Linked DNA regions of Homo sapiens: region 2 is linked to region 1. Evidence: chromatin loops called from intact Hi-C (ENCODE). Cell type or tissue: dorsolateral prefrontal cortex. All regions are shown on one strand. Links, peaks and the distances in the headings refer to the core of each region. The heading gives the core; the rest is flanking DNA. Region 1 overlaps TRAF4 (TNF receptor associated factor 4). Region 2 overlaps SUPT6H (SPT6 homolog, histone chaperone and transcription elongation factor).

Evidence for each region. Hi-C counts contacts between places; a loop is a spot of excess contacts. Peaks named below come from ENCODE experiments on the same cell type or tissue, not always from the same donor. Only the 100,000 strongest peaks of a DNase experiment are listed, where the experiment ranks them.
Region 2: a loop joins it to region 1, with 4 times the contacts of the local background. A loop is called at or near these places in 6 of 110 quality-filtered maps.

What each region holds. Positions count from the first base shown.
Region 1 is chr17:28,746,421-28,761,683 of GRCh38, forward strand. TRAF4 (TNF receptor associated factor 4) reads left to right here. Exons shown (of 7, transcript NM_004295.4): 2 at 793-844; 3 at 1,423-1,527; 4 at 1,597-1,758; 5 at 1,842-2,003; 6 at 2,091-2,246; 7 at 2,525-4,536. The coding sequence ends at 3,157. It overlaps FAM222B (family with sequence similarity 222 member B), which reads right to left. Exons shown (of 3, transcript NM_001077498.3): 3 at 9,560-13,456. The coding sequence ends at 11,850. Among named protein-coding and RNA genes, the nearest start is that of TRAF4, 10 kb to the left of the region's middle. RefSeq lists enhancers at 671-1,670, 14,262-14,859, 14,860-15,263. In dorsolateral prefrontal cortex, for the core only: CTCF peaks have their summits at 1,043, 1,276, 3,835 (motif pointing left), 4,038 and 1 weaker place; DNase peaks (open chromatin) are centred at 471, 1,018 and 3,821; H3K4me3 peaks cover 2,753 bases; H3K27ac peaks cover 5,652 bases.
Region 2 is chr17:28,677,635-28,694,237 of GRCh38, forward strand. It overlaps SUPT6H (SPT6 homolog, histone chaperone and transcription elongation factor), which reads left to right. Exons shown (of 37, transcript NM_003170.5): 8 at 81-182; 9 at 442-558; 10 at 911-1,000; 11 at 1,187-1,329; 12 at 3,622-3,770; 13 at 4,248-4,346; 14 at 5,093-5,222; 15 at 5,308-5,458; 16 at 5,634-5,788; 17 at 5,987-6,182; 18 at 6,952-7,091; 19 at 7,210-7,327; 20 at 8,705-8,781; 21 at 9,020-9,155; 7 more. Among named protein-coding and RNA genes, the nearest start is that of SUPT6H, 24 kb to the left of the region's middle. In dorsolateral prefrontal cortex, for the core only: a CTCF peak has its summit at 7,470 (motif pointing right); a DNase peak (open chromatin) is centred at 7,537; H3K27ac peaks cover 4,451 bases.

The DNA.
Region 1 (15,263 bases), core at 1-8,000:
GGACGGTCACCAGGCTTCAGAAGCCCACTGAGCAGTGCCCAGAGTCTTAGCTGTGCTTGCTGGACATTTTTCCTTGCCCCAGCTTCTCTTCCTTGTGTGTGTGGTGTAGTAGAGCCTGTCTGAGCTGTGGAGTCAGACACACATAGCCAGGTGCTGCTTCACCTGTAAGCCTCTTCGTTTCATCTGTAAAATGGGGGCATTCCACCCCTTCTCAGAGGCAGGTGGCAAGGGCCGGGTGGGAATGTAAACAGGTGCCAAGGAGCATGCCTTTCCTCCCCTTTTCTGTGGGAGACACACCCTCAAAGGAGCAGGGCAGGGTAAGGTGGCCGCAAGCTGACCTTTGCCCTGGTTCTTGGCAGAGGACCTTCCTGGGGACTGGGCAGCCTTCGCACTTAATCTCAGCCCATCCCTGTTCCCCCTCCCAGTCAGCTTTCAGCGCAGCCAATGAAAACTAACCTAGGGGGAGGGGGTGACTGTGCAGCGTGTTCCTTTCCCAGTCCAGCTGCCATCCTGGGGGAGGGGGTGCCAGCTGCCACCTGTTGGCCAAGTCCTGACTGAGGCAGCTGTCTGTGCCTCCTCTAGGCCCAGACCCCCCTTCCCAGGACAGGGGCTGGGGTCTTCTGGGATCCTGGGGAAGTAGAGCCCCTCAGGCCTCTGCTTGCCCTTTTGTCTCATCTAGGCTGGTTGGGAACCGGTCTGGTGAGGAAGGGAGGCTGCCTCAGTGGAGGGGGTGGGGCCAGGCCTCCCTTTCCCCTAATGAGAAACCTTTTTCCTGCCCCTCCCCCATTTCAGTGAAGGAGTCTTCAAGTGCCCTGAGGACCAGCTTCCTCTGGACTATGCCAAGGTGAGTCCACACTGCCAGGAAGAAGCCCAAGCACAGTCTGTTGCCCTTGGAGGCCGGAGCTGCTGGCAGCCAGTGGGCTCAGGGCCAGTGTCAACCAAAAGCCTTGGGATGGTGCGCCTCCACAAAGGTAGCCTGTTCCCTCCCACCAGGCCAGTTTGCAAACGAGGCCCCTGTTTGCCCTGGAGGGCATGCACAATGCCCAGCCTGTAGGGGTGCACAGAGCTGCTCTGTGCCCGCAAGAAGTGTTCCCTCCCCTTCCGGTGGCAAGCCAGACCTGTGGCTGAGGGCCAGTATCCCTCCACCAGGGGAAAGGAAGCAGAGCCCCAGGGACAGCCTGGGATTGAGCAGGCTGATTGGCTGCCTCTTCAAAGGAAGCGTCCTGTGCAGGCATGTTAGGACCCAGCATCAGAGCAGATGCTGCCTGCTGTGCCCTTCATCCCTGGACTCAAGAGGGGCAAAGAGCCCAAGAGAGGCTATTACAGGCTCCAAGGTAGAGCCAGCCCAGTTGGGTCTAGGGGTGGGAACTGGGCACTGCAGTCAGCTCTGACCCTGGCCAGTTCCCCCATCCCTACCCCCAGATCTACCCAGACCCGGAGCTGGAAGTACAAGTATTGGGCCTGCCTATCCGCTGCATCCACAGTGAGGAGGGCTGCCGCTGGAGTGGGCCACTACGTCATCTACAGGTGAGGCTCTGATGTGAGGGCTGGCACCACCTCTCCCTTGGCAGGCACTAATTGCAGCCTTCCCACCAGGGCCACCTGAATACCTGCAGCTTCAATGTCATTCCCTGCCCTAATCGCTGCCCCATGAAGCTGAGCCGCCGTGATCTACCTGCACACTTGCAGCATGACTGCCCCAAGCGGCGCCTCAAGTGCGAGTTTTGTGGCTGTGACTTCAGTGGGGAGGCCTATGAGGTGGGTGGGGTCTGGCTGAATGTGGAGGAGGGGGTACCTGATGGCCTAGGCATCTCTTAACTCAGCACCTCTGACATTTCCAGAGCCATGAGGGTATGTGCCCCCAGGAGAGTGTCTACTGTGAGAATAAGTGTGGTGCCCGCATGATGCGGCGGCTGCTGGCCCAGCATGCCACCTCTGAGTGCCCCAAGCGCACTCAGCCCTGCACCTACTGCACTAAGGAGTTCGTCTTTGACACCATCCAGGTGAGGCCTTCCCTGAACTGTGGGTTGCAGGGTAGGTGACAGGTAGTCAGGATATTGACTCCTGCCTCTCTACTTCTGTGGCCCCAGAGCCACCAGTACCAGTGCCCAAGGCTGCCTGTTGCCTGCCCCAACCAATGTGGTGTGGGCACTGTGGCTCGGGAGGACCTGCCAGGCCATCTGAAGGACAGCTGTAACACCGCCCTGGTGCTCTGCCCATTCAAAGACTCCGGCTGCAAGCACAGGGTGAGATGCCCCTTTTCCTGTCAGCCCCCTTTTGCCCTTGAAGCCCTAGACAGAGGCTCAGCTTCTGATGTACTTAGGCCTTGGTGGTCCCTGCTGTGCTGCTCTGAAACCCTCAGTCCTTCCCTCTGCTGCCAGCTCCAGCCTCTTCCTAACACCCTCTGTCTTCCTCACGTAGAGCTGGGTGCCTGCTACCCTGTACCCACTCCTCTCCTCTCCCTGGACCTCCCCCTACTGATAACTCTCCTCCCTTCCCCCATGGCCTGGGGCTTTGCCAACAGTGCCCTAAGCTGGCAATGGCACGGCATGTGGAGGAGAGTGTGAAGCCACATCTGGCCATGATGTGTGCCCTGGTGAGCCGGCAACGGCAGGAGCTGCAGGAGCTTCGGCGAGAGCTGGAGGAGCTATCAGTGGGCAGTGATGGCGTGCTCATCTGGAAGATTGGCAGCTATGGACGGCGGCTACAGGAGGCCAAGGCCAAGCCCAACCTTGAGTGCTTCAGCCCAGCCTTCTACACACATAAGTATGGTTACAAGCTGCAGGTGTCTGCATTCCTCAATGGCAATGGCAGTGGTGAGGGCACACACCTCTCACTGTACATTCGTGTGCTGCCTGGTGCCTTTGACAATCTCCTTGAGTGGCCCTTTGCCCGCCGTGTCACCTTCTCCCTGCTGGATCAGAGCGACCCTGGGCTGGCTAAACCACAGCACGTCACTGAGACCTTCCACCCCGACCCAAACTGGAAGAATTTCCAGAAGCCAGGCACGTGGCGGGGCTCCCTGGATGAGAGTTCTCTGGGCTTTGGTTATCCCAAGTTCATCTCCCACCAGGACATTCGAAAGCGAAACTATGTGCGGGATGATGCAGTCTTCATCCGTGCTGCTGTTGAACTGCCCCGGAAGATCCTCAGCTGAGTGCAGGTGGGGTTCGAGGGGAAAGGACGATGGGGCATGACCTCAGTCAGGCACTGGCTGAACTTGGAGAGGGGGCCGGACCCCCGTCAGCTGCTTCTGCTGCCTAGGTTCTGTTACCCCATCCTCCCTCCCCCAGCCACCACCCTCAGGTGCCTCCAATTGGTGCTTCAGCCCTGGCCCCTGTGGGGAACAGGTCTTGGGGTCATGAAGGGCTGGAAACAAGTGACCCCAGGGCCTGTCTCCCTTCTTGGGTAGGGCAGACATGCCTTGGTGCCGGTCACACTCTACACGGACTGAGGTGCCTGCTCAGGTGCTATGTCCCAAGAGCCATAAGGGGGTGGGAATTGGGGAGGGAGAAAGGGTAGTTCAAAGAGTCTGTCTTGAGATCTGATTTTTTCCCCCTTTACCTAGCTGTGCCCCCTCTGGTTATTTATTTCCTTAGTGCCAGGAGGGCACAGCAGGGGAGCCCTGATTTTTAATAAATCCGGAATTGTATTTATTAATTTGCTTCCAGCCTGACTTACCTGGGTTGGTTAGGTCCCTGGGAGGCTCAACCAAACTGAAGGCAAAGAAAGGACCAGTCAGAGAAGGGCCGCTGCCTGGGTCTGGCCCCAGGATCCAGCTTACCTGCTGGCTCGCCCTCTGATGGACGCCGGGAAAACTGCATCGGGCTTTGTGTGGAAGACGGTCCCTGCCACTGCCCTCTGCCGATGAAATGCGGGAAGTGTATGGCCTAGATGTTTCATAAGGCTGGAGTCCCTGGTCAGCCCCACCAGATTAGTGCTTCTACCCTAGGCAGGGCTTTCTTGGTCTAATGGTAATAAGCACCGACACTGCTAAGCACTTTACGTGCATTATTATTTCATTGAAAAGAACTGTCAAGTGAAATACTTTTTAGCACAGTAACTGGCTTTGTGGGCTCTAGAGAAGAGTTAATGAGGCAGTGCATGTTCTTGGCCCAGAGTAAGTGCTTAGTGAATGCTTTCTAACTCCGAACCCCAGCCACATCCAGGGACTGGGTGTTGAGCAAAAGGGGCCTTCAAGATGTTCAAGGCACTTGGATTTTCTCCTGTCTCTCATCGGCTTTTCTTAACGGGCCTCAGTGGGTGCATGTGATTATCCACGTTTCACCTATGAAACATGAACAGAGGAGACTGACTTATCAGTGATTCTTCCGCGGGTTCGGACAGGGCCTCGATTCTGTTTTAAACTCCAGTAGTCCCTAGAAATTGTAGCTCCCTCTAGTTGTGGCAATAGGTGTGGGTCCTTGTGCTTGCTTTTGGCAAGTTTCTGAGCTACACAGGGCCTCCATTACCGTCACTGGTGAAATGCGGCTCACCTCCCAGATTTGTTGTAAAGATTAAATGAACTGGTCAGCACACAGTGCCTTACTGTCTTGCCTAGCCCTGAGAAGAGGCTGTATGTACGAGAATCATTAGTAAGGGAAGGTTCAAGGACTGTAGTTCTTTCTTTTCCCATGCAGAGGCTGAGGGTTTAAACAAAAAAAAAAAAAACTCAGCCTCTGCTGCACACGACTAGCTACTCAGGAGGCTGAGGTGGGAGGATGGCTTGAGCCCAGGAGGCAGAGGTTAAAGTGAGCAGAGATTGCGCTACTGCACTCCAGCCTGTGTGGCAGAGCCAGACCCTGTCTCAAAAAAAAAGGCCTTGGGCTGGGCGAAGTGGCTCACTCACACCTGTAATCCCAGCATTTTGGGAGGTTGAGGTGGACGGATCACGAGGTCAGGAGATCAAGACCATCCTGGCTAACATGGTGAAACCCCGTCTCTACTAAAAATACAAAAAAAAATTAGCTGGTGTGGTGACACGCACCTGTAGTCCCAACTACTCAGAAGGCTGAGGCAGGAGAATCACTTGAACCCGGGAGGCGGAGGTTGCAGTGAGCCAAGATCGCGTCATTGCACTCCGGCCTGGCGACAGGGAGAATAAAAAAAAAAAAAACCCTTTATGGGGTGACAGGACAGGACTAAGCCTCAGTGAGCCAGGCTGGGGAGGTCATCATCGGCCCAATCTTTCTTTTCAAAAAGGTCAAATTGACTTACTTATCTAGGGAGAAATGGGGCCCTCCTGCCTAGGTGAGAAACTAGAGCTGGGCTTCTTCACCAGATAAACCGTCTTGGTACGGTGATGCCTGGAGACTGGTAGAGGCAACCATGGGCTCCAGCAGCATAAATGCTTTCAGGCAACAGGCTGAAACACCTTTCCAGAATCCCAGCTACACACCTGACCGAGCACAGTGGCTGATGCCTATAATCCCAGCACTTTGGGAGCCTGAGTTGGAGATGACCCTGGGCAACAAAGGGAGCCACCCCGTATCTACAAAAAAATATAAGGAGCCGGGCACAGTGGCTCACACCTGTAATCGCAACACTTTGGGAGGCTAAGGAGGGCGGATTACCTGAGGTCAGGAGTTCAACACCAGCCTGGCCAACATGGTGAAACAAAAGTCTCTACTAAAAATACAAAAATTAGCTGGGCGTGGTGGCAGGTGCCTATAATCACACCTACTTGGGAGGCTGAGACAGGAGTATTGCTTGAACCTGGGAGGTAGAGTCTGCAGTGAGCTGAGATCGCACCACTGCACTCCAGCCTGGGCAACAATGAGCAAAACTCCATCTCAAAAAAAAAAAAAAAAAATTAGTTGGGCATGGTGGTGCACACCTGTAGTCCCAGCTACTTGGGAGGCCCAGGCAGAAGAATCACTTGAACCTGGGAGGTGGAGGTTGCAGTGAGCTGAACTCCAGCCTGGGAAACATAGTGAGACTCCGTCTCTAAATAAATAAATACACTGTCACTGCATGCTTCCGGGGGTCACATTCACATAGTCTAGATGGTGCCTCCTAGAGTTGCATGCAAACAATGGGGCTGTTAACCCCATACTCTGCAAGCCTTGCACACCTGGACCTTATTCAGTGCTAGTCATAACTTGCAGAATTCAGGCCATGTTCTGCAATAAAAGTGTGAGCTGCACTCCCCAAGGATCTACCTCAGCCCAGGAATCATTCACTCTGGAGGAAGCGCTGTACTTTACTAATGTCTAGCTCCGCTTTTGGGCCGACTGCAGATCTTATCTGACACAGGCAGAAGACAGCTTCCTTTCACAGGGGTGGCATGAGGCATAAAGGAGTCAAAACACTTTCACAAAAGAACACCCTCGGCCAGGCACAGTGGCTCACGCCTGTAATCCCAGCACTTTGGGAGGTTGAGGCGAGCGGATCACAAGATCAGGAGTTCAAGACCAGCCTGACCAACATGGCGAAACCCCGTCTCTACTAAAAATACAAAAATTACCTGGGCATGGTGGCGCACACCTGTAGTCCCAGCTTCTCATGGGGCTGAGGCAGGAGAATCACTTGAACCCGGGAGGTGGAGGTTGCAGTGAGCTAAGATCGTGCCACTGCCCGCCTGAACGACAGAGCAAGAGACTATCTCAAGGAAAAAAAAGCACCCCCATCCTGGCTAACATGGTGAAACCCCATCTCTACTAAAAATACAAAAATTAGCCAGGCATGGCGGCGGGCGCCTGTAGTCCCAGCTACTCAGGAGGCTGAGGCAGGAGAATGGTGTGAACCCAGGAGGTGGAGCCTGCAGTGAGCCTAGATTGCGCCACTGCACTCCAGCCTGGGCGACAGAGTGAGACTCCGTCTGAAAAAAAATAAAAAAACAAAAGCACCCTACAGAAAAGGGTGTGCTCAAGAAAGAAGGCTGGTGCTTTAGCTCCGTCAGCATTCAGGAAGCCACCTGCGGACTCTTGCCGCCAAGGGTCTGATTCTACCCTCCCTGAATCCCCCATCTTGTGGAATCTATATGTGTATATATATAATCTATATATATATTATATAATTATATATATAGATATTATATGTATACATATAGATATTATAATTATATATATATATACACACATATATATATAATCTTTTTTTTGAGACAGAGTCTCACTCTTTTTGCCCAGGCTGGAGTGCAGTGGCACGATTTCAGCTCACCGCAACCTCTGCCTCCCGGGTTCACAAGCGATTCTCCTGCCTCAGCCTCCCGAGTAGCTGGGATTACAGGCCCCTGCCACCATGCCTGGCTAATTTTTGTATCTTTAGTAGAGACGGGATTTCACCATGTTGGCCAGGCTGGTCTCAAACTCCTGACCTTAGGTGATCTGGCTGGCCTTCACTTCCCAAAGTGCTGGGATTACAGAGGTGAGCCACTGTGCCAAGCCTCAATTTTCTTTTCTCTTTTTTTTTTTTACGGAGTTTTTTCTCGTCATCCAGGCTGGAGTGCAGTGGCGCGATCTTGGCTCACTGCAACCTCTGCCTCCCAGGTTCAAGTGATTCTCGTGCCTCAGCCTCCTGAGTAGCTGGGACTACAGGCGCCCGCTGCCATGCCTGGCTAATTTTTGTATTTTTAGTAGAGACGGGTTTTCACCATGTTGGCCAGGCTGGTCTCGAACTCCTGACCTTAGGTGATCCAGCTGGCCTCAGCCTCCCAAAGTGCTGGGATTACAGGTGTGAGCCACCACACCCGGCCTCAGTTTTCTTTTTTTAAAAAAATAGTTTTTTCATTTAGAGATGGGGGTCTCACTCCTGTCACCCAGATACTGGCACTGCAGCCGTAAACTCTCGGGCTTGAGGAATCCTACCACTTCAGCCTCCCAAGCAGCTGGGACTACAGGTATGTGCCATCACACCCAACTTTTGTTTTTTTTTTTTTTTTTTTTTGAGACTGAGTTTCACTCGTTGCCCAGGCTGGAGTGCAATGGCGCGATCTCGGCTCACCACAACCTCCGCCTCCGAGGTTCAAGCAACTCTCCTGCCTCAGCCTCCCGAGTAGCTGGGATTACAGGCATGCGCCACCATGCCCAGCTAATTTTGTATTTTTAATAGAGACAAGGTTTCTCCATGTTGGTCAGGCCGGTCTTGAACTCCCGACCTCAGGTGATCCGCCTGCCTCGGCCTCCCAAAGTGCTGGGATTACAGGCGTGAGCCACTGTACCCGGACTACACACCCAACTTTTTACAATTTTTGAAGACACAGGGTCTCACCCCTGGGCACAAGCAATCCACTTCAGCCACCCAGAGCTAGGATTACAGGCATGAGCCACCGCACCCAGCCAGAATCAACTTTTCCTTCCATTACATCTTAGCTCAAACCCAAGCTCAACAGAAGAGGAGGGTAACTTAATTCATTTTTTTTTTTTTTTTCCTGAGACGGGAGTCTCACTGTCGCCCAGGCTGGAGTGCAGTGGCATAATCTCGGCTCACTGCAACCTCCGCCTCCCAGGTTCAAGCGATTCTCCTGTCTCACCCTCCTGAGTAGCTGGAATTACAGGCGCGTGGTACCACGCCCAGCTAATTTTTGTATTGTTAGTAGAGACTGGGTTTCCCCGTGTTTGTCAGGTTGGTCTTGAACTCCTGACCTCAGATGATCCACCTGCTTTGGCCTCCCAAAGTGCTGGGATTACAGGCATGAGCCACTGTGCCTGGCTGCAATCACTTAGTGTTTTTTTTTTTTCCTCTGCAGACAAAAAAATAAAGTTATCCAAAATTCAACATAAGAAAACTGTAATCACCAAGAGGAGCCAGTTACATTGCAGATAACAGTGCCTATCACCTTCACCTCTGTCAGAGGCCCTCAGAATTTCCAAAGTGTTGGAAGTGGAAGAAGGCAGGTTTGAAGTTTTAGGTTGGGTTATTAGCAAACCAGATCCCCATTTCTTGGCTGGGCATGGTGGTTCACGCCTGTAATCTCAGCACTTTGGGAGGCCGAGGCAGGTGTATCACTTGAGGTCGGGAGTTCGAGACCAGCCTGGCCAACATGGTGAAACCCCATCTCTACTAATAATACAAAAAATTAGCTGAGCGTGGTGGCAGGCACCTGTAATCCCAGCTACTCAGGAGGCTGAGACAGGAGAATCCTTTGAACCTGGGAAGTGGAGGTTGCAGTGAGCCGAGATCGTGCCACTGGACTCCAGCCTGGGCGACAGAGCAAGACTTCGCCTCAAACAAAACAAAACAACCAGATCGCCATTTCTCAATGACTTATGGCCCTTGGAATGCAAGTGGCAGGACCTTTTGGGCCTCCAGTGAGGGACAGCAAACCACACTTATCCTCAAACTTCACAGTAAGCCCACAGCAGCCCTGCCCAGGGAGAGGGCCTGTCAGCCGGGTACCCTGTGTCCAGGGTTTCATTGAAGAACTGTCTACAATCACCATAGCACCTGGCCTTAAATAATGGATTTGGAGACGGCTTCTGGGTGGGATGCATATTACAGGGGTACCCCTTTTAAAAATTAGGAATTACTCCTATGAAGTGAGGTATGTTAGAAACTGTTAAGAAAAAGTTACCTCAAACATTCACAGCACTAAACGAATAGAACAAGGTCAGAAAGCGAGGTTTTCTTATTTTTACTGGTTTATAATAATCTTAAAAACCCCATCACACCCATAAACCACCACAGGTGAGGTGAGAGAGATGGAGAATGAATGCTACAGTATGTGGATAGAATGGGGAATCCAGGTATTCCCTAGGGTAGTGTAGGATGGAGACAGGGAGTGTGGAGAGGAGGCCCTGGCTTGGACCCTTATTGCTGGCTGGGGGTTGGCTGGCAGAGGGGAGAGGGACTCAGGCTGAACTCCGAAAGAAGGAACATCTCACACCAAAGGCGAGGGCAGTTGGGGGCAGGGGGATCACAGTACATTTTCCATGCAGACTAAGGGTGGGAGTGAGAGCTTCAGAGGCTTGCACCCCTACACAGGAAGAGATGGGTTTGAGGTTGTTTGACTTAAAGCCCCCAAGTTGGTGTCTGGTCCAGTTTCCTAAAATAGCAGCTCACCTTTCAGGGAGAGGTATTGGGGAGGAAAAAAAAATACAGCAAGAATATCTGCTTTGGAGATCAAGCAAGGGGTAGGGGGAAGACAGTGGTGCTCTTTAAATCTGACTCAGAAAAGCAGGAACTGGAAGAGGGCCCTGGGTGAGATGGCGGCCAACACCTTCGGAGAAGGCATTGAGTCAGAAGCTACAGGTGCTCCTGGGGGATCAGGACAGGGAGGTACCAGTGTTCACAGACGGCAGGAAAACAATTGGGAACAATAAATTAGGACTTCATGTTGCTATCATTTGGCATAACACAATCAGGCTTTTTTTTTTTTCTTTTTCCTTTTAAATATAAGGCAACTTGCCAACACATAACTTAAAACTGGTCTTCAGTCACATTGCTTCAGATCACTAGAGAATTTCTGGCTAACGAACAGTAGTGGATAGTGAACAAAATGCAAAACCTTAAATAAGAACCATCAGCTGACATTCCCCAGAGACAAGAGGAAAGGTAAGGGCTTATTTCATCTGTAAAAAATAAAAAAGCCCAATTCTGCATCTTTAACAGAATGGTGCAAAAATTTGTAACAAAACAGTCTAAGTTTAAAATTACAGAAAAGTGTTTCTAGCCAACTAATTGTCGCTTGGGATGAGACGTGCTGAGCATGGAGTGGATGAAGGTATGCTCTAAGAATGGACAGAGGGCAGGAGGGGCTTGTTTCCAATGTAGGCCCAGCTCCAGGTGTTAGAACCATGCTCATTTGGTAAAGGAAGTACTCAAAGAGCTTAAGGCTTTGTGTTTGTTTTTTTTTCCTTCATTAAACTGAGGGGCTGCACTAGAGGGTGAATGTACCTGTGGGGCCACTCACACACAATGCTACTCAAACCCACACTACATTCATACAGAAACGTAACGTTTAAAACTTACAGTGTAGAGCAATATTCTTAGCCAGTGTAGAGAGAACCAAATGCATTTTTTTTTTTTTGGTGTTTTTAATCCCAAACTCCAATGTGATCATTCCTTACCTACCTAATTCCTCAAGTAAGGTAGATTTTGTTTTTGTTGAGGGGGAAAGGATAGGGGCTGTGGGGAGGTGAGTTAGGGGACAGGCAACAGTGAGAAAGGGATCTTGGGTATGCTCAAAGGTCACTGTATTTTTCTAGGTTTGGAAAGGGGAGTCTGGAACCAAGATGCCAATACAAAGACTTTTTCCCCCCATATCTCAAGAAATGGTCAAATACTTCCAAGATGCCCTTGAGATCAAGTGTGGCAAGGGCAAGTGCAGTGGCTGTGGGATCAATATAGACACAAAACAAAGCCTTGAGGAATGGAAAGGAACTTGAAGGATATGAAGACTGGGTCAGCTTTGATTTGAGATCCTTCGATGAGTAAGTAATTAGCTTTCAGAGCACCTGGGAAATCTTGCTTCTTAGTCCTGGAGGGAGGGGAAGGGGGGTAGCAACAGGTAGAGGTCTGGATTAGGGGCCTGAGCACCTATACTACCTCAACTAGGGCATTCCGTCAGCCCACACCTCAGTCGTCCTAAGGGAAACAGGAAGAGATTCAAGAAAAGATGGGTGGGAGCTGGCTGGAAATGGCCAAGGTGGAGAGACTAGCTGACAGGCAGTCAGTGGAGAGAAAAGCCTGGGCTTAGGGTTAGGTTCTAACATAAAACCAAAAGTTGCTGGAGGGGAGGACGAGAGGACCCCTTCTGTCCCCACTTAGATCCCACCAAATTCCCTTTCTTAGACATCTAAGAATGATCACACTGGAGCAGTGAAACTTTGAAACTATCCAGTTACTTAAAAGACTAAACCTAGGAGGGTGATGTATGATGTGTTGCACGTGGAGGGCAGCAGGGCTACCTATCTATACCCTGGGTGCTGAATATGAAGACTTCGACTCTCTGTGGGATCGGGGGCTCGGTTGCCAGGGGCTCGGTGGGCCTTGCTCAGCATGGCCAGGCTCTGTTCTCGGAAGCAGGCCTGTTGGAAATCCCCACTTAGGTAATCCACTGTTTGCATCAAGCTGTTCTGGCTTGCCACTGGACCGCCCCCGGTCCCTGCTCGGTAGTGGGCCCCGGGAGCTGCCGCACAGTCGAGGGGTGCACCTGTGGGCTGCCCACCGTGGAACGGCATGGCAAGGTCCTGAGACCCCGAGCTGTCGCTATTGGGAGTGGGCAGAATGTTGTTCCACAGGGGTTGGAAGTAGTGACCATTGGGGTAGGCCAATGGGGCTGCCATGCCGTTGACTGGTGGGGATGGGGTCGGCTTTTCCAGGGGTGGCTTCAGATGGAAGGACTGCGCCAGGCAGAGTTCCTGCGGGTAGGCAGGGGCCTTGCCCACAAAGCCAGGCCCTGCCAACTCGCGTCCTGCCGCATGCTTGCCTGTCAGGCCAGGGGCTGGCGTCCCACTAGCCTCGCTGCACATCTGCTGTAGGTGGGCCAGCTGGTGCTGGTTCCAGGTGACTGGCTTGAGGTCGCTAGGGTAGCCAGTGGGGACGCGAGAGATGCCTGTGGGCAGGTTGACAGGACCTGCAGCAGGCAACGCGGCGGTGGCCGCGTGGGTGTGCTCCATGGGATTGACCACACATGAAGGCATTGGTGTGGGGACGCTGTGGGTCGACACCCGGGTGCTTGCATTGATGAGCAGACTGCGACTAATGGGGCTGGGGTTGGCGATCTGGCCCTCACACACTGAGGTAGTGCTGATGCCTGCCCTCGTCTGGCAAAACTGGTTGATCTGGTGCACGATGCTACTCAGGTCCGGAGGCTGGCTGTGCTGCAGAGTGGCCGCCATTGAAAGGGGGATAGTTGAGGTAGACACGGTCACATTCGGGGGGGCATCTGAGTCTGGCATCTTCCGGCCTCCATGCAGCAAGGGATTGTGGGGGTGCTGGAGACCCTGGTGAGCCAGGGCCTGAGGGTGGACCAAGCCCTGGGTTTGGGCCATGGGCTGAGGGTGGCCCAGGCCCTGAGGCTGCTGGAGGCTCTGAGGGTGGGACAGTGCCTGGGGTGGCGGGATACCCTGAGGGTGCTGCAGCGTCTGGGGAGGGGCATGGGCCAGGGTCTGTGCATGCTGCAGGGCCTGCTGGCGGGCCAGAGCCTGGGCCTGGGGGTGGGCTAAAGTGCTGGGTGCCACAGTAGCATAGGGTGCCACTGGGGGGTTCATGATGGCCTCAGGGAGCAACCGGGCTCGGGTGCCGTCAAAGTCCTTGAGTATGCTTTTGGCTGGCACTTTGACAATGGCAAGCAGGCCTGCCTTGGTGGCAGCCTGTGTCGGGTAGGGGCTGTAGCGCTGGGCTGATGTGTCGAGGCCGTTCACAGTACGACGAACGTGTTTCCGCTGGGGAACCTTCACACTGTTGGGGAAGATTTTTATAGTCAGTGGGTTGTTTGCGACCTTCTTAGCATACGCATCCAATTCGGCTGGGGTAGGATAGTGAGCAGTTCTCATTTTCTGTGTAGTGTCCCCTAGAGAGAGAGAATGGGAAGGAGAGCAAAGAGGGAGAGGGAGCTCATCAGTGCCAAGGCAAACAGCCCTTCCAGATTCCCCTTTTGAGGGCCTGGGGTGGGGTGGGGAAATGACTAGATTGTCATCTGTAGCCTTCATTCGAGACCCAGCTTCAGTCTTCACATTAACAAGCACTGCTAATGTTCAGTAAGTGCTTATAGTGGGCCAGGCCTTCTGCCAGATGACAGGCCATCTCAATGAATCCTCACTATTGCTGTAGAAGCAGGCACTATCATCATTTACATTTTATAAATGAGGTAAGTAGAGATCAGAACAGCAAAGCATCTTTCAAAGTCTCATATCTTGCAGAACCAGAATTTGGCCAATTCTCAGAGAGGTAACCGAGAGTTCTCCCCCTACACAGAAATTCAGGGTCGCTGGGCACGGTGGCTCACACTTGTAAATCCCAGCATTTTGGGAGGCCAAGGTGGGTGGATCATCTGAGGTCAGGAGTTCAAGACCAGCCTGGGCAACATGGCGAAACCCCGTCTCTACTAAAAATACAAAAAGTTAGCCAGGCGTGATGGCAAGCACCTGTAATCCCAGCTACTTGGGAGGCTGAGGCAGGAGGATTAATTGCTTGAACCCAGGAGGCGGAGGTTGCAGTGAGCCGACATCGCACCACTGCACTCCAACCTGGGCGACAGAGCAAGACTCTGTCTCAGAAAAAGAAAAAAAAAAAAGAGAGAAATGCAGGGTCTGGAACTCTACCAGCCCATGTGGCTTGGGGGTAGGTTCTAAGCAAAGCTCCTTGTCAGGGCCATGGTGGCCCTTCAGTCTAGAGGGTACCCAGAGCTACGACTCTTCAGTCTGCAGGGACCAATGAGGGATCAGCTTTCCCTTGCATCTTGGCAGCTGGGGGGCTTTGCCCACTGGGTGGGCACCCTGAACAGTAGACAGAATGCTTCCTTTCAGGAGCAGAGGAATAAGCTGCCAACATCTCTCCCCTTCCCCATGTCACAAGTTCACTTTTGTTTACAGTTTACTCTATGCCCGACTGGATGAGGATCAAAGGCTTTATTTATTTGCTTGAGAAGGAAGATAATAATGACAGGGCAGCAGGGAGGGAATTGAGAAGAAAGGATTCAGAGCATCTTTCAGTCCTTTCAGTCCTGAGAGCCAAAAATAGTCTGTATTTGGTCCATGTCAGCTGTCATTTTCCAAAAAGAAAGAGGAAAAACCTGCCTGCCTTTGGAGACTGCGGAAATGCCCACTCGGTGTGCCTCATTAATGTTAACAGTCTCTTTGTTCCCATCTCCTGTTGCCTCCCATCAGGGGGCTCAGCGGATGTCCGGCTTCCAGTCAAAAAGGAAAAGGTTCTGAGAACAAGGGCTCTTTAAGGATGCCAACCTCCTGCAAGGGGGCTCTGCTCTACTCTCTCGTCTCTGAGGGAGGGTCTCCCCTGAGTATACACAAAAGGTGCCTAATAAATGCTTGCTGAATGAGTACACAGACTGCCCAAAGCAGAAGTGGCTTGGCAGGAAGCCCAGGCTCAGCTAGCCGACTCTCTCCTTACTTCCTCCTCTTGCAAAAGGCAGGAGGATAGGCCAACGACTAATCTGACTGAATGCCCAGCTTGTGGCCTCAGGTGGCCTTGGCCCAAAGGAGACTCTATTCAAAGTCACATCACTGGGCATCACCTAGAACAAAGGTAGGCTAATGAGCATATTAGAAGGAAAATGGGTACAGCTCTCTTTGTTTGGTGATAATGCTGGTTAGCAACTCCTGCTCTGGGAAGCAGGAAAAGAAAGCTCAAGTCAGGAGGGG
Region 2 (16,603 bases), core at 3,239-11,238, 66 kb before region 1:
TTTCTGTCCAAAAAGGTATGTTTTTCTTAAGTGAGACACAAGATAAAGTCCGTCTCACCCTGTTGTCTTATCCACTCCAGCTCCGCTCCATCCCAGTCAAGGGGGCTGAAGATGATGAACTAGAAGAAGAAGCTGACTGGATCTACAGGAATGCTTTTGCCACACCAACCATTTCTCTCCAGGTACACAAAAAAGATCCTTAGGTTTTGACATGAACCAAAAGACACTTCATCAAGATGGGGAGCTCTTCCTCCCCTATTTCATACATCCGTGTGCCTGGTATTAGAAAACTGTGTGTATGTAGTCCCAACAAGTGTGTGTATATGAGAAAAATTTTTTAGATTTCATCTAGAAAGGTTATCCTTTGTTATTAAGCAGTCTTGTATGGTAAGACAAACCAAGTAAACATTGTCTTGCTATTTCTTTATTTTCCTACTGTAGGAAAGCTGTGATTACCTAGACCGAGGGCAGCCAGCCAGCAGCTTCAGTCGGAAAGGGCCCAGCACAATTCAGAAGATCAAAGAGGCCCTGGGCTTCATGCGAAATCAGCATTTTGAGGTAACACCTCAAGCTCTGGTGGCCCATTGGTGAGAAATTTAGTTAGGGGATGAGGGAAAAGATAATTACCTAAATGAGGTGGGAGCCCCCTTCCCGTATCCCCTATCCATGACTCAACAAGTGTTAGGACCAGCAGAGACCCTAGTGATCGTAAGAACAATGCTACCCTGTCTGCAGCTTTATTTTCTCCTATTGAGGAAAGCACCAGGCCCTGGAAGGGCTGTGAGGGAGGCCAGGCTTCTGACTGTTGAATTTCCTGGAGCTGTTTCTCCAGGAAGTCATTATCTACTGACAGAGGGGATCTTAGCAAATCTGTCTTCTCTGAGTGACTGCAGTCTCTTTGCCATCCTAGGTGCCTTTTATTGCCTTCTATCGAAAGGAGTATGTGGAGCCTGAGTTGCACATCAATGACCTATGGAGAGTCTGGCAGTGGGATGAAAAGGTAATGTAGATCCGTGGCCCCCAAGAGGTGTGGGCCAGGGAAGGCACCATTACTACCAGGATACCACAAACCCAAACCCCCCAGGCCTGTCTAGTCCTCCCCCACTAGGTTTCTGGTAAGGATCAGAGCAGCCTTGAGTCTCCAGGGCTGAACACAAGCTCTCATTCCTGCCCTACTTCACCTTAGTGGACCCAGCTGCGGATCCGTAAAGAGAACCTAACACGGCTGTTTGAGAAGATGCAGGCTTATCAGTATGAACAGATCTCTGCTGACCCTGACAAACCTCTTGCTGATGGCATCCGGGCTCTGGACACCACTGACATGGAGAGGTAAAACATGCGGTGTTTATTCCATTATGGGAAGCCCTCAGACCCCAAGGCTGGCCCTGCAGGAGCACTGTTAAACCTTGGAGAATGTGTAGCACAGGGCCCCATCCCTTAGAAATCCAACTTGTCAACCAGGCACAGTGGCTCATGCCTGTAATCCCAGCAATTTGGGAGGCCGAGGCGGGCAGATCACTTGAGGTCAGGAGTTCAAGATCAGCTTGGCCAGCATGGTGAAACCCCATCTCTACTAAAAATACAAAAAATTAGCTGGGAGCAGTGGCACACGCCTGTAATCCCAGCTACTCAGGAGGCTGAGGCAGGAGAATTGCTTGAACCTGGGAGGCGGAGGTTGCCGTGAGCTGAGATCGTGCCACTGCTCTCCAGCCTGGGCAACAGAGCGAGACTTCGTCTCAAAAAAAAAAAAGAATTATAGCTTGTCAAAGCCAGGCGTGGTGGCTTCTGCCTGTAGTCCCAGTTACTTGGGAGGATGAGGCAAGAGTATCACTTCAGCCCAGGAATTCAAGGTTGCAGTGAGCTATGATTATGCCACTATACTCCACACTGAGTGAAAGAGCAAGATCCGGTTTTTTTTTGTATTTTTAGTAGAGACAGGGTTTCAGTGTGTTAGCCAGGATGGTCTTGATCTCCTGACCTCGTGATCTGCCCGCCTCGGCCTCCCAAAGTGCTGGGATTACAGGCATGAGCCACTGCGCCCGGCCGATCCTGTCTCATAAGAAAAAGGGGGCTGGGGCCTGGCACGGTGGCTAACGCTTGTAATCCTGGCACTTTGGGAAGCCAGGGCGGGCGGGTCATGAGGTCAGGAGTTCGAGACCAGCCTGGCCAACACAGTGAAACCCTGTCTTTACTGAAAATACAAAAATTAGCTGGGCGTGGGGACAGGCGCCTGTAATTCCAGCTACTCGGGAGGCTGAGGCAGGAGAATTGCTTGAATCTAGGATGCAGAGGTTGCAGCGAGCCGAGATCGTGCCACTGCACTCCAGGCCTGGGCGACAGAGCTAGACTCCATCTCAAAAAAAAAAAAAAAGAAAGAAAGAAAAAGGAGGCCAGGCGCAGTGCCTCATGCCTGTAATCCCAACACTTTGGAAGACTGAGGTGGGCAGATCACCTGAGGTCAGGAGTTCAAGACCAGCTTGGCCAACATGGTGAAACCCCGTCTCTACTAAAAATACAAAAAATTAGCTCGGTGTGGTGGCAGGCACCTGTAATCCCAGCTACTCAGGAGGCTGAGACAGGAGAATCGCTTGAACCTGGGAGGTGGAGGTTGCAATGAGCCGAGATCGTGCCATTGCACTCCAGCCTGGGTGATGAGCAAAACTCCATCTCAAAAGAAGAGAGGCTGGGCGTGGTGGCTCACACCTGTAATCCCAGCACTTTGGGAGGCTGAGGTGGGCAGATCACCTGACGTCAGGAGTTTGAGACCAGACTGGCCAACATGGTGAAACCCTGTCTCTACTAAAAATACAAAAATTAGTCGGGTGTGGTGGTGCGTGCCTGTGATCCCAGCTCGCGAGGCTGAGGCAGGAGAATCTCTTAAACCCAGGAGGTGGAGGTTGCAGTGAGCCGAAATCACGCCATTACACTCCAGCCTGGGTGACAAGAGCAAGACTCCATCTCAAAAAAATAAATAAATACGATATGTTCTAGGGCTATCATGTGTCTTGGTTTTGTTTTTGTTTTTGTTTTTGTTTTGAGAGGAGTCTCACTCTGTCGCCCAGGTTGGAGCGCAGTGGCACGATCTTGGCTCACTGCAAGCTCCACCTCCCAGGTTCATACCATCTGCCTCAGCCTCCCAAGTAGCTGGGACTACAGGCACCTGCCACTATACCCTGCTAGTTTTTTGTATTTTTAGTAGAGACGGGGTTTCACCGTGTTAGCCAGGATGGTCTCTATCTCCTGACGTCGCGATCCCTCCGCCTTGGCCTTCCAAAGTGCTGGGATTACAGGCATGAGCCACTGCACCAGCTATGTGTCTTTAAAAAAGAAAAAAAGAAATGGTCTTTCTTCTGTTGCCTAGGATGGAGAGCAGTGGTGTGGTCACAGTTCGCGGCAGCCTCAACCGCCCGGGTTCAAGTGATCATCCCATCTCCAGTCTGGGCAACAGAGTGAGACCCTGTCTCAGAAAAATAATAACAATAGTAATAATAATTGGAAAAAACTGGTTGGGATCCCATTTTAGTTGGGATACTGCCTTTTGGGAATTGGACCTCTTGTAGCCAAATTGGGATATACCCTTTCTGCAGTGATGACTGAAACCTTATGTCTCTTCTTTTTCAGGCTCAAGGATGTCCAATCAATGGATGAGCTGAAAGATGTCTACAACCATTTTCTTCTTTATTATGGCCGAGACATCCCTAAGATGCAGAACGCCGCCAAAGCTAGCCGCAAGAAGCTGAAGCGTGTCAGGGAAGAGGGAGATGAAGAAGGTTAGTGCTGGAAAAGAAAATCCAGGAGATTTGATGGCCATGCATGATGGCTCACGCATGTAATCCCAGCATTTTCAGATGCTAAGGTGGGTGGATCACCTGAGGTCAGGAGTTCGAGACCAGCCTGGCCAACATGGCAAAACCCCATCTCTACTAAAAATACAAAAGTAGCCAGGGTAGGTGGCACATGCCGGTAATCCCAACTGCTCAGGAGGCTGAGGCATGCCTGAACCTAGAGGCAGTTGTTGCAGTGAGTTGAGATCATGCCACTGCACACCAGCCTGGGCAACAAACCGAGGCTGTGTCTCAAAAAAAAAAAAAAAAAATCAAGAAAGAAAACCCAGGAGACTTGACAGCCCATGGCATCTTGAAGGAGGCCCTTGGCTGGGTACCCTTTGAGGCTTCTCTCCTAATGTGTCAGATCCTTGGGAGTGATTGGAAACTAGAACCCTAAATCTCCCCATGTTTTCTTCCCAGGTGAAGGTGACGAGGCAGAAGATGAGGAGCAGAGGGGGCCTGAGCTCAAGCAAGCCTCTCGCCGAGACATGTACACCATCTGCCAGAGTGCTGGGCTAGGTAAAAGCTAGCTGCTTTGGGATTTAGGCATTCTAGCCTGAGCAAGGGGAGTTACCCAGAAAAAAGACTGGTAGGTAGGAAAAAGAAAGGCTATCTGGGTCAATCACCAATCCAATCCTGAACTAGCCTATTAGCTGGTCTTTAAAAATACTCCCTCTCCAAACCCATTCCCGCCCGACATGATGGTTCAGCCTCTCCCTAATTTCCTGAGATAATGGGAAACTCATGATTGGAGGGAGAGAGTCCAGTCTGTCTGTTTCTTCTGCCTTATAACAGCCCATCAAGTGTTTAAAATCAGTTTTTTCATTGTTCTTTGACTACCTGGTCCTGCTCATTTATGGCCTCTTTAAATTCCAGTGCTCTAGCTGGGCACAGTGGCTCACGCATGTAATCCCAGCACTTCGGAGGTCAAGGTGGGAGGATCACTTGAGCCCAGGATTTGGAGGCCAGCCTGGTCAACGTAGCAAAACTACAAAAAATACAGAAAAAATTAGCCAGGAGTGGTGGGACACACCTGTAGTCCCAGCTACTCGGGAAAGCTGAAGTGGGAGGATCACCTGAGCCCAGGTGGTTAAGGCTTCAATGAGCCATGATCACACCACTGCACTTTAGCCTGGGCAACAGAGCGAGACCGTCTCAGGAAAATAAAAAAGGCTAGTTCCCAGAATTCCAACTCCAGATTCTGAAAGCCAAGAGGTTTATCAGCCTATCTGCTGCCTTACCCTTCACTCTTCTGTTTGCTTTAGATGGCCTGGCCAAAAAGTTTGGGCTTACTCCCGAGCAGTTTGGGGAGAACCTGCGGGATAGCTACCAGCGGCACGAGACAGAGCAGTTTCCCGCGGAGCCCTTGGAGCTGGCCAAGGATTACGTTTGCAGGTAGGCATGCAGCAGGTGGCTGACAGGAGGAGGGGCCTGAGGACCACAACACCCTGGTCCTGTAGCTGCACCATTTTCCCCACAGCCAGTTCCCTACTCCAGAAGCTGTGCTAGAAGGCGCCCGCTACATGGTAGCCCTGCAGATTGCCCGTGAGCCCCTTGTCCGGCAGGTGCTGAGGCAAACCTTCCAAGAGAGAGCCAAGTTAAATATAACCCCCACCAAGAAAGGTAGAAAGGTGAGCTGGGTGAAGGGCTTTGATCCAAGATGTGCACCAGCTCTTTCTTTGATTGCCTGAGTTTCTTGCCTTCCACTTCACTGAGCTGTGTGTCTGAAAGCAGAAAGGCTGTCTTTTCTCCTGGGGCCTGGCCCAGCCCATCCGCAGGCTCATGATTCCCCCTTCATGTGTGCAGGATGTGGATGAGGCCCACTATGCCTATTCCTTCAAGTATTTAAAGAACAAGCCTGTTAAGGAACTGAGAGATGACCAGTTTCTCAAGATATGCCTGGCTGAAGACGAAGGGCTCCTCACCACTGACATCAGCATAGATTTGAAGGGAGTGGAAGGGTAAGCAGAGCCCTGGGCTGGCGACTCTCTGGGGAAGGCCTGATGAGGAGTCTGGTGGAGGGAAGGGCCCCTCAGGAGTGGGGAACCACAATTTCAGAGTTGAGCAGGCTGTTGTCTCTGGCTTGCTTAGAATGTTCATGGACATTGGGTGTCACCTTTTCTCCATTCCTGACACCATAGCTTTGTGTCTCTTCTCAGCTATGGCAACGACCAGACATATTTTGAGGAGATAAAACAGTTTTACTACCGAGATGAGTTCAGCCACCAGGTGCAGGAGTGGAACCGGCAGCGCACCATGGCCATCGAACGGGCTTTACAGCAGTTCCTCTATGTGCAGATGGCCAAAGAACTCAAGAACAAGCTGCTGGCTGAAGCCAAGGAATATGTCATAAAGGTGAGGACAGAGACTCATGATTTTTTTTTTTTTTTTGGTGACAGAGTCTTGCTCTGTTGCCCAGGCTGGAGTGCAGTGGCGCAATCTTGGCTCACTGCAAGCTCTGCCTCCTAGGTTGATGCCATTCTCCTGCCTCAGCCTCCCGAGTACCTGGGACTACAGGCGCCCACCACCATGCCCAGCTAATTTTTTATATTTTTAGTATAAAATATGTTATATTTTTAGTATAAAATAACATGGTTTTACCGTGTTAGCCAGGATGGTCTCAATCTCCTGAACTCATGATCTGCCCACCTTGGCCTCCCAAAATGCTGGGATTACAGGCGTGAGCCACCACGCCCAGCCGAGACTCATGATTTTTAGTCATATGATTTCCCCAAACTATAGTTGGGCATGAAGGAACCCCTTAGGAATAGTCCCATAGCTAATGGAGAAACACGGGGGGCAGGTGAAGCATAATCTGAGAGGGAATGCTAACAAGGCCACAGGGACCACCTCTAAGACCTCTCTGCTCCAGGAGCTTCTCCCCTCCCCCAGCCCCACTCATCCAAACATTCTTTGTTTATATCACTGTTCTCTGTATACACTCCTGTTTCCACAAGCAAGATATGCCTTCAGGTGGTAAGCCTGCCAATGGCTAGGAACATCTGCACATAAGAGTACACACCCTCGCACATGTGTGTATGAGTGTGTTTCCATAGCACTCTTGGTGAGCCTGATGACCATAATGTCATCATGTATGTAATACCTGTTGTGTCTCTTCCCTCAGGCCTGTAGTCGAAAGCTCTACAATTGGTTGAGAGTGGCACCCTACCGACCAGATCAGCAGGTGGAAGAAGATGACGACTTTATGGACGAGAACCAAGGGAAGGGCATTCGAGTCCTCGGCATTGCTTTCTCCTCTGCCAGGTAACAGCCTATTTTTGCCTCCCCAGCACCATCTCTTGTCTTCCTAATTTCATTTTTCTCTCATTCATAACTTCATATTGCTGATTATTGCATTCTTGTTTTTCTGTCTGTCTGGCAGAGATCACCCTGTGTTCTGCGCCCTGGTCAATGGTGAAGGAGAAGTGACAGACTTCCTTCGACTGCCCCATTTTACCAAACGGCGAACTGCATGGAGAGAGGAAGAGCGGGAAAAGAAGGCAAGTGGCTAGGACGAGGATACTAAGTGTACATCTGGAGTATGTCTTATGATTCAGTGGAGATAAGTGTTTACGGTCTAAGCAACATCCTATGCAAGACTGATTGTGTCTGATCTGGTCACTGACTTGTCCCCTGGGATGCCTCACTTCCATGAGCAGTAGATGGCACTCAAGTTATCTAGTACGGGATTTGCTTCTGGCTTGAGGCCAGTTCCTAGGCCTTGTGTGCTTCTGGAGTTGCTTTAACTGCCTCTTTTCTTACCAGCATCTGGGTCAGGCTGTTCCAGCAGCTGAAAGCTACTGAGGCATGAAGCCAGCCTTTTCCCTGCTTTAGCCTTTCAGGGTGTCTTTTTTCCAGGGAAAGAAGACTTTCAATTCATTTGGTTGGTATATTTCTGAATTTTGTTTATCCTAATGGTATCTGTAGTATCTTTCAGTTTTGTTAACAGAGCCCCATTCTTGAAAGAAAAACTTCTTAAGAAACAACTATTTTTTAAATTTTATTATTATCATTATTATTATTATTATTATTATTATTATTATTATTGAAACAGAGTCTTGCTCCATCTCCAGGCTGGAGCGCAGTGGCAAGAACTCACCTCACTGCAACCTCTGCTTCCCAGGCTCAAGTGATCCTCCTGCCTTCCAAGTAGCTGGGACCAGAGGCGTGCACCACCACGCCTGTCTAATTTTTGTATTTTTTGTAGAGACACGGTTTCACCGTGTTGCCTAGGCAGGTGTCAAACTCCTAGACTCAAGTGATCCATCTGCCTCAGCCTCCCAAAGTGCTGGGATTACAGGTGTGAGCCACTGCACCCAGCCCTTAAAATCTTGAAATGGAGATCAGAATATCTAATAGTCCTAACTACTCACATTTTAGCAAAAGTCACACCACAAATGAAATAGCCACAAAAGGAGGACATGCAGGAGTGTGAGGCAGTGGAAAGTAAATCATAAGAAACTGGACATCTTTAAGATGAAGGAAATCATACTTAACCATGTTGACCTTTTCAAAGGGCCCTCACCCAAAAGAGGGCAGCTACTAGTTCTTTGTTTTGCTTCATCAAAACTAGAACCAATGGCTAAGTATTAGATTTTGGTTTACAATAAAAAAGAACGGTTTCCTAACTTCATCCTTGGGACCTAGCCAGTGGCACCTGGTACCACTGGAGCGCAGTTCTAGTCAGTGGAATTATTAAGCAGAGGCAGGGTTGGCCAACTTTCAGGAAGAGGTGGGAATAGTTCCTTGGTAGCACCTTGGACCAGATATCTTCTGAAGACTTCCAGTTCTTACAAGATCTCCAACATAGGGAGACAGAATTTCCTGAAATCTTTACATCCTCAGAGCCATTCAGCTTCAATTTTCTTTCAATCCAGGCTCAAGACATTGAAACGCTAAAGAAATTTCTCCTGAATAAGAAGCCTCATGTAGTGACAGTTGCAGGAGAGAACAGGTAGGTAGGGATTAGACCACACCTGGTTTAAGGCCGTGACCCAACTCATCCCTTATTATTGAGTCTGGCATATGCCCATAACAGATGGGGCTTGTGCTTGTGCAGGGAGTGTCCCTGGGGATGTTTGACCTCATTTTCTTCAAAGCCCTTTCCTCCCCTACCTCTTCACCCCCAAGGCAGTCATGAGACTGTCCATCCCTAAGAAAACATATTCATTGACCAACACTCATCCCACCAGGGACGCCCAGATGTTGATTGAAGATGTGAAGCGCATTGTACATGAGCTGGACCAGGGCCAGCAGCTGTCATCTATTGGGGTAGAGCTGGTTGACAACGAGTTGGCCATTCTCTATATGAACAGCAAGAAGTCAGAGGTAATGCTGGAGCCTCACCCTTAGGGCCTGCCCAGGCAAGTGCTATTAATCCCAAAGAGATTAAATTGGGAAACAAAAGTTATCAGGGGCACAGGACTGTACCTGTGTACTTATCCATGCAGAAGTTCTCCGTTTTGCAGTTACGGTTCAGATTGGGAGTCCCAGAAATTAAATCGGTCTCAGGAAAAAAGATCCCAGAGAAGCAGAGAAAATGATTTAAACCAGAATGGTTTGGATTTCCTCTTGATGTTGTAGCTAAGGGGATTTTAAGGCCCTGCTGACCCTCGTTTGACTCTAGGCAGAGTTCCGGGATTATCCTCCAGTGCTGAGACAGGCCGTCTCCCTGGCCCGGCGCATCCAGGACCCTCTGATTGAATTTGCCCAGGTGTGCAGTTCCGATGAAGACATCCTGTGTCTCAAGTTTCACCCCTTGCAGGTGAGTAGGATTTGACAGGCAGGCTCGGGTGAAGGGAAAGGCAGAGTAACCTTACTCCTGCCTGCTGAATGTCCACAGGAGCATGTGGTGAAAGAGGAGCTGCTCAACGCCTTGTACTGTGAATTTATCAACCGAGTCAATGAGGTCGGGGTCGATGTCAACCGTGCCATTGCCCACCCTTACAGCCAGGCCTTGATCCAGTATGTTTGTGGCCTGGGACCTCGGAAAGGGACCCACCTCCTGAAGGTAGGATTGGAGTGAATTCAGAAATTTTAAAACTTGCCATTTCATTGAATATGAATATATACTTTGTCAGTATAATTTGACAGATTGGGAGGACCAAGGTCAGTGACTTGTCCAAAATCACTCAGCTAGTGAGAGTCAAAAGAGTCTGACTTCAGACCCAGTTGGCCAAAGCTGTGCCCTTCACTGCTGCTTGCACCACCACACCCAGCTAATTTTTTGTATTTTTAGTAGAGACGGGGTTTCACCATGTTGGCCAGACTGGTCTCAAACTCCTGACCCCAGGTGATCCACCCGCCTCAGCCTCCCAAAGTGCTGGGATTACAGGCATGAGCCACTGCGCCCGGCCAACTAGTGTTAACTTGTAACTTATAAGCCATACATTAGTTGTATATGGTCTTTGGTGTAGGTATAACATCATTTATTTGTTTATTATTTTCCCATTTAAAGCAAAACTTTTTTTTTTTTTTTTTTAATTTTGAGTGGTCGATAGCATGCTGTAGTGCTCAACTAGATACTGGGTGGGACAGAGTTTTTGTTATGAGGGTTTAATAGAGACTGGAACAGTCTGGGGAGGTGGGGCCTGCTTACTGCCCTGGCTCAGTCCAGCTCTCTCCCCCAGATCCTGAAGCAGAACAACACCCGGCTCGAGAGCCGGACCCAGCTGGTCACCATGTGCCACATGGGTCCCAAAGTCTTCATGAATTGTGCTGGCTTCCTCAAGATCGACACGGCCTCCCTGGGGGACAGGTGATGCCCTCTGCCTGGATGGGGCAGGAGGAATTCCCTTGTGGGCTTTGTTTTCGGGTTTCAGGGGTTAGGGCTATCAAAGGGCCACAAGCCATTTTAACTTAGGAAATGTTTTAAAGAAAAGGTAAGGAACTTTATTCAGTCAAGAGCCCCTGACCTATGGAAAAGATCGGTTCAATCATGTGAAACATTTTTCGTGTGAGAGAAACATAAAAAGTACCAGCTTAGCTTATAAATTAAGCATGGAAAACACAAGATTTTGTTCAGTAAACACAAACTTGCTTTTTTATTATTATGGTTTGTTGTGGCCAGATAAGGGTGGGAATAGCGGGGGCAATGAAAAAGGAGTTTGGGGGTATAAAGAGATAAGGAAGGGGGAGAGAGATTTGGTATGTTTTGAGATGATGTTATTAAGAGAAAGTTCTATTCACTTGGACTTTGGACTTCACTATTGACCTCTTCCTCTCCAGAAGTTATCAACTCAGTCTTTGGAGGATCTTTTCCACGGGCACATAGCTCCTCATTCAGTAATGGAAATCAGTGGGGAAATAGGCTTCAAGTTCTAAAACTTCATTTTCCACTCAGCTTTGCTGTAACACTCCACGAATAACATAGGTCCATGTGAGTGCACGGGCAAGACCAGCCTGGGAAGGCTTTATGGGGGAAAATAGCTATCAGCAAATTTTCAAAGGTTTTTTTCCCCTTTCTTGATTTATCTTATTATGAGACTCATATAAGTTCATCATATAAAATTCAACATATAGAAATATTATGCAGAAAGTGGAAGTCCCCCATAATCCCACCCCCCAGAGATAACTACCATAACAATTTTATGTATACTACAGTTTTTCTAAATTTTATTTTTGCTATGCATTTACTAACTACCCATTTACTACAAAAATGGGATCATATGGTTCATAGTGTTTTTGCAGTGCATTTTTCACGTATCAATATATTGTGGCCATCTTTCCATGTCAGCACACATAGATCTACCTCATTCTTGTTAATGGCTGTATAGTATTCCATTGTATGGAGGTGCCCTAATTTATTTAACCAGTTCCCCATTGGTGGACATTTGGGTTGTTACTAGAAGCTTATCGTTCTATATCCTGTTCCTTTTCTGCCTTTCCTCCAGCACTGACTCATATATTGAAGTCCTTGATGGTTCCCGTGTCCACCCTGAGACTTATGAGTGGGCTAGGAAGATGGCAGTGGATGCCCTGGAATACGATGAATCAGCCGAGGATGCCAATCCTGCAGGAGCCCTTGAAGAAATCTTGGAAAACCCAGAGCGACTGAAAGACCTGGACCTTGATGCCTTTGCAGAAGAGCTGGAGAGGCAGGTAAGGGACAGCATGGAAGGCCCGGCAGGAGAACCCATCCCAAGTGGCCAGGTTGGTAGGAGACTTGGGCAGTGAGTGTGCAGAGAAAGCCTGATACTGTTAGTATGGCAGACTTGATCCTCATCTCCCTGCCCTGCTCTACTGGGCTCCTCAAGGAAGTTTTTGGTCTGCTTGTTAAGGAGCCAGGGAAGTCTCAGAGATTGCCACCATAATTACAAGGGGCAGGAGGGAGTTGGGAGGATGTCAGTACTACAGTTTCCGTCTAGGCCCCCTTTCCTCCTTTCTAACAGCACAGCTTTGCATTTATCTGTGGACTCATTGGGGTTCCATAAAGCATTTTGATTACAGTGTTTCATGGCTAAGTTTGAAAACCACCTTTAGTAAATGTTGATGGAAAGAAAAGAAGAAGCCCTGACAGAAACTTACTCCCATCTGGAGAGGCCCGCCCCTTCCACGGGACTCCTTGAGGCTCAGGTTGGGGGGCAGCTGCAAGGCTCTTCTTGATGGGCTTCTTCCCCAGGGCTATGGTGACAAACACATCACACTCTATGACATCCGGGCAGAGCTGAGCTGTCGATATAAGGACCTCCGGACAGCCTACCGCTCTCCCAACACAGAGGAGATCTTCAATATGTTAACCAAAGAAACACCAGAGACCTTCTACATTGGTAAATTCTGGGGTCATTTTTTTATTGGGGGCAGGAGGTGTGTTTACTGTGTACATTCAAACCAAGCAGCAGTTCCAACAGATTGAGGCAGGTTTGTGTTGTACATGGGGAAGGCCAGGAGAGCATTTTAAAAGACTAAAGAGTCCTGGACTGGAAATCAAAACTGAATTTAAGGTCAAATGTGCTTCCAGTGTGCTATGGAATCTTCATGCAGTTAGTCTTCTTATAGGCTTTATTTTCCCCTATCATCAAATCAGGGGAACGGCCAGGCACAGTGGCTCATGCCTGTAATCCCAGCACTTTGGGAGGCCAGGGCAGGCAGACTGCTTGAGGCCAGGAGTTCGAGACCAGTCTGGGCAACATGGTGAAACCCCATCTCCACTAAAAATAAAAAATTAGCTGAGCGTGGTGGTGGGCACCTGTAATCCCAGCTACTCGGGAGGCTGAGGCAGGAGGATTCCTTGAACCTGGGAGGCAGAGGTTACAGTCAGCCAAGATAGCACCACTGCACTGCAGCCTGGGCAACAGAGCAAGACTTCATCTCAAAAATAAATAAATAAATAAAAATCGGGAAGAGTTCCCTCTTCAAGGATGGGAAGGAAGTCAGATATTCTGTCACTGAAAGGCTGGTGGAAAGAAGTGCTCTCCACATTCTCTGAGCCTGCTCCCCATCCTCTTTTCCTTCTTGCAGGAAAGCTCATCATCTGCAATGTCACTGGCATTGCCCACAGGCGTCCCCAGGGTGAGAGCTATGACCAGGCGATCCGCAATGATGAGACAGGGCTGTGGCAGTGCCCCTTCTGTCAGCAGGACAATTTCCCTGAACTAAGCGAGGTGTGTGCTGCAGCATTATCCTGCTCAGTGGATTTCCTTGGTTGAATGATCTCGGTGCCTAGAAGGGAATCAGAAATGAGGGTGTTCTAGATCATTCTCTCACCAAACAAGTACACAAAGAAGGAAGACGGACGGGAAACACACAGGTTTAGCATGAAGTCCCTTCTGAGAAGGCTGACATAGCTGGGCACGGTGGCTCACGCCTATAATCCTAGCACTTTGGGGGCCAAGGTGGGCGGTTCATCTGAGATCAGGGGTTCGAGACCAGCCTGGCCAAGATGGTGAACCCCCGTCTCTACTAAAAATACAAAAATTAGCCAGTTGTGGTGGCATACGCCTGTAATCCTAGCTACTCGAGAGGCTGAGGCAGGAGAATGACTTGAACCGAGGAGGCGGAGTTTGCAGTGAGCCGAGATCATACCACTGCACTGCAGCCTGGGTGACAGAATGAGACTTCATCTCAGAAAAGGAAAAAAAAAGGCTGACTTAGAAACTTCTTATGGTCGGCCGGGCGCAGTAGCTCACGCCTGTAATCCCAGCACTTTGGGAGGCCGAGGCGGGCGGATCATGAGGTCAGGAGATCGAGACCATCCTGGCTAACACGGTGAAACCCCGTCTCTACTAAAAATACAAAAAATTAGCCAGGCACGGTGGCGGCCACCTGTAGTCCCAGCCACTCAGGAGGCTGAGACAGGAGAATGGCGTGAACCCAGGAGATGGAGCTTGCAGTGAGCCAAGATAGCAGCATTGCACTCCAGCCTGGGCGAAAGAGCGAGACTCCGTCTCAAAAAAAAAAAAAAAGAAACTTCTTATGGTCGCTGGGTCAAAACAAAATGGCAGACAGGCATGGTGGCACGTACGTATAGTGCCAGCTACATCAGAGGCTAATTTGGGAGGATTTCTTGAGCCCAGGAGTTCGAGGCCAGCCTGGGCAACATAGCAAGACCCCATCTCCTTTTTTAAAAAAAGGGAGGGGCTGGCCGGGCGCGGTGGCTCACTCCTGTAATCCCAGCACTTTGGGAGGCTGAGGCGGGCGGATCATGAGGTCAGGAGATCGAGACCATCCTGGCTAACACGGTGAAACCCTGTCTCTACTAAACAATACAAAAAATTAGCCAGGCATGGTGGTGGGCGCCTGTAGTCCCAGCTACTCGGGAGGCTGAGGCAGGAGAATGGTGTGAACCCGGGAGGCGGAGCCTGCAGTGAGCCGAGATTGCACCACTGTACTCCAGCCTGGGCGACAGCGAGACTCTGTCTCAAAAAAAAAAAAAAAGTGGGGAGGGGCCAGGCCGGGCACAGTGGCTCATGCCTGTAATCCCAGTACTTTGGGAGGCTGAGGCAGTTGGATCACCTGAGGTCAGGAGTTCCAGACCAGCCTGACCAACATGATGAAACCCCATCTCTACTAAAAATATAAGGATTAGCAGGGTGTGGTGGTGAGACTCCTATCTCAAAAAAAAACACAAAAGGGAGGGGCCTCAGTTGCAGCTAAAGGGATCTAAGTTGGATAAACATAAAAGAGGATGGGGCACAGTCACACCAGTAATCCCAGCACTTTCAGGGGCCGAGGCAGGTGGAGTGCTTGCCCAGGAGTTCAAGACCAACCTGAGCAACATGGCAAAACCCTATCTCTACAAAATAAAATTAGCCAGGCTTAACCGGGTGCAGTGGCTCACGCCTATAATCCCAGCACTTTGGGAGGCCAAGGTAGGTGGATCACGAGGTCAGGAGATCGAGGCCATCCTGGCTAACACAGTGAAACCCCATCTCTACTAAAAATACAAAAAATTAGCTGGGCATGGTGGCGGGCGCTTGTAGTCCCAGCTACTCGGGAGGCAGAGGCAGGAGAATGGCGTGAACCCGGGAGGCAGAGCTTGCAGTGAGCCAAGATTGTGCCACTGCACTCCAGCCTGGGCAACAGAGCAAGACTCTGTCTCAAAAAAAAAAAAAAAAAAGATTACCCAGACTTGGGGGCGTGCGCTTATAGTCCCAGCTACTCGAGAGGCCAAGGTGGAAGGATCACTCGAGCCTGGGAGGTTGAGGCTGCAGTGAACCCTGATTGCACCACTACACTTCAGCCTAGGCAAAAGAGTGATACTGTCATAAGAAAAAGATGGCTAGGTGTGGTGGCTCACGCCTGTAATCCCAGCACTTTGGGAGGCCGAGGTGGGCAGAACACCTGAGGTCAGGAGTTTGAGACCAGCCTGGCCAACATGATGAAACCCCATCTCTACTAAAAATACAAAAATCCGCCCTGTGTGGTGATGCACGCCTGTAATCCCACCTACTCAGGAGGCTGAGGCACGAGAATCGGCTTGAACCCAGGAGGCGGAGGTTGCAGTGAGCCAAGATTGCGCCACTGCACTCCAGCCTGGGCAACAGAGCAAGACTCCATCTCAAAAAAAAGAAAAAGATTCATCTGATGGCCAGTGGTGCCAAGCATCAGCTATGAGACAAGGGACTTTGTAGATGGTCAAATTCTGTCTTGGCAGATGACTAAGTCATTGTGTTTTCAGATCATGGTGCAAGGTGTCAATGGTAAAAGAAATTACAACACCTCTGGGAGCTCTTTTCTGAATGAGCGATCTCCAGAATATTGATAATCAAGCTCTTCTCCTCATGCCCTCTTCAGGTGTGGAACCACTTTGACAGCGGTTCGTGCCCAGGCCAGGCCATCGGTGTCAAAACACGGCTAGACAATGGTGTCACCGGCTTCATCCCCACCAAATTCCTCAGTGACAAAGTGGTAAAGCGGCCAGAAGAACGAGTGAAGGTAGAGGACTGATTGTCCTAAGGTCGTAGTGCAATTTTCAGCTGCCCAGATCAGGTCTCTTTAACTTTGGGCTGTCCCCACCAGAAGTTAGGCTCTGTTCCCAGTGGCTGCTGGTGGGAAGTGTTTCAGGGAAGATTTATAACTAGTTGAAAGAAGCTAGGGTGAGAAGCATTTGAATGAGTAGCAGCTTTTGTTCACTGCCTTTGTGAAATTTCAGCAAGTTCCCAGTCCTTTGGGAGAGGGCTCTTCCTGTGTGGGAAGCTGCAGTTCAGTCCAGAGGGCAGGGCCCAGCATTACATGCTGTGAAACAGAAAGGCTCTGCCTGTTCTCCCAAGACCAGGCATCAGCGCTTTAGAGGGTGGGAAATAATGCATGGCACAGCCCCTGTGCACAGGGAGCCT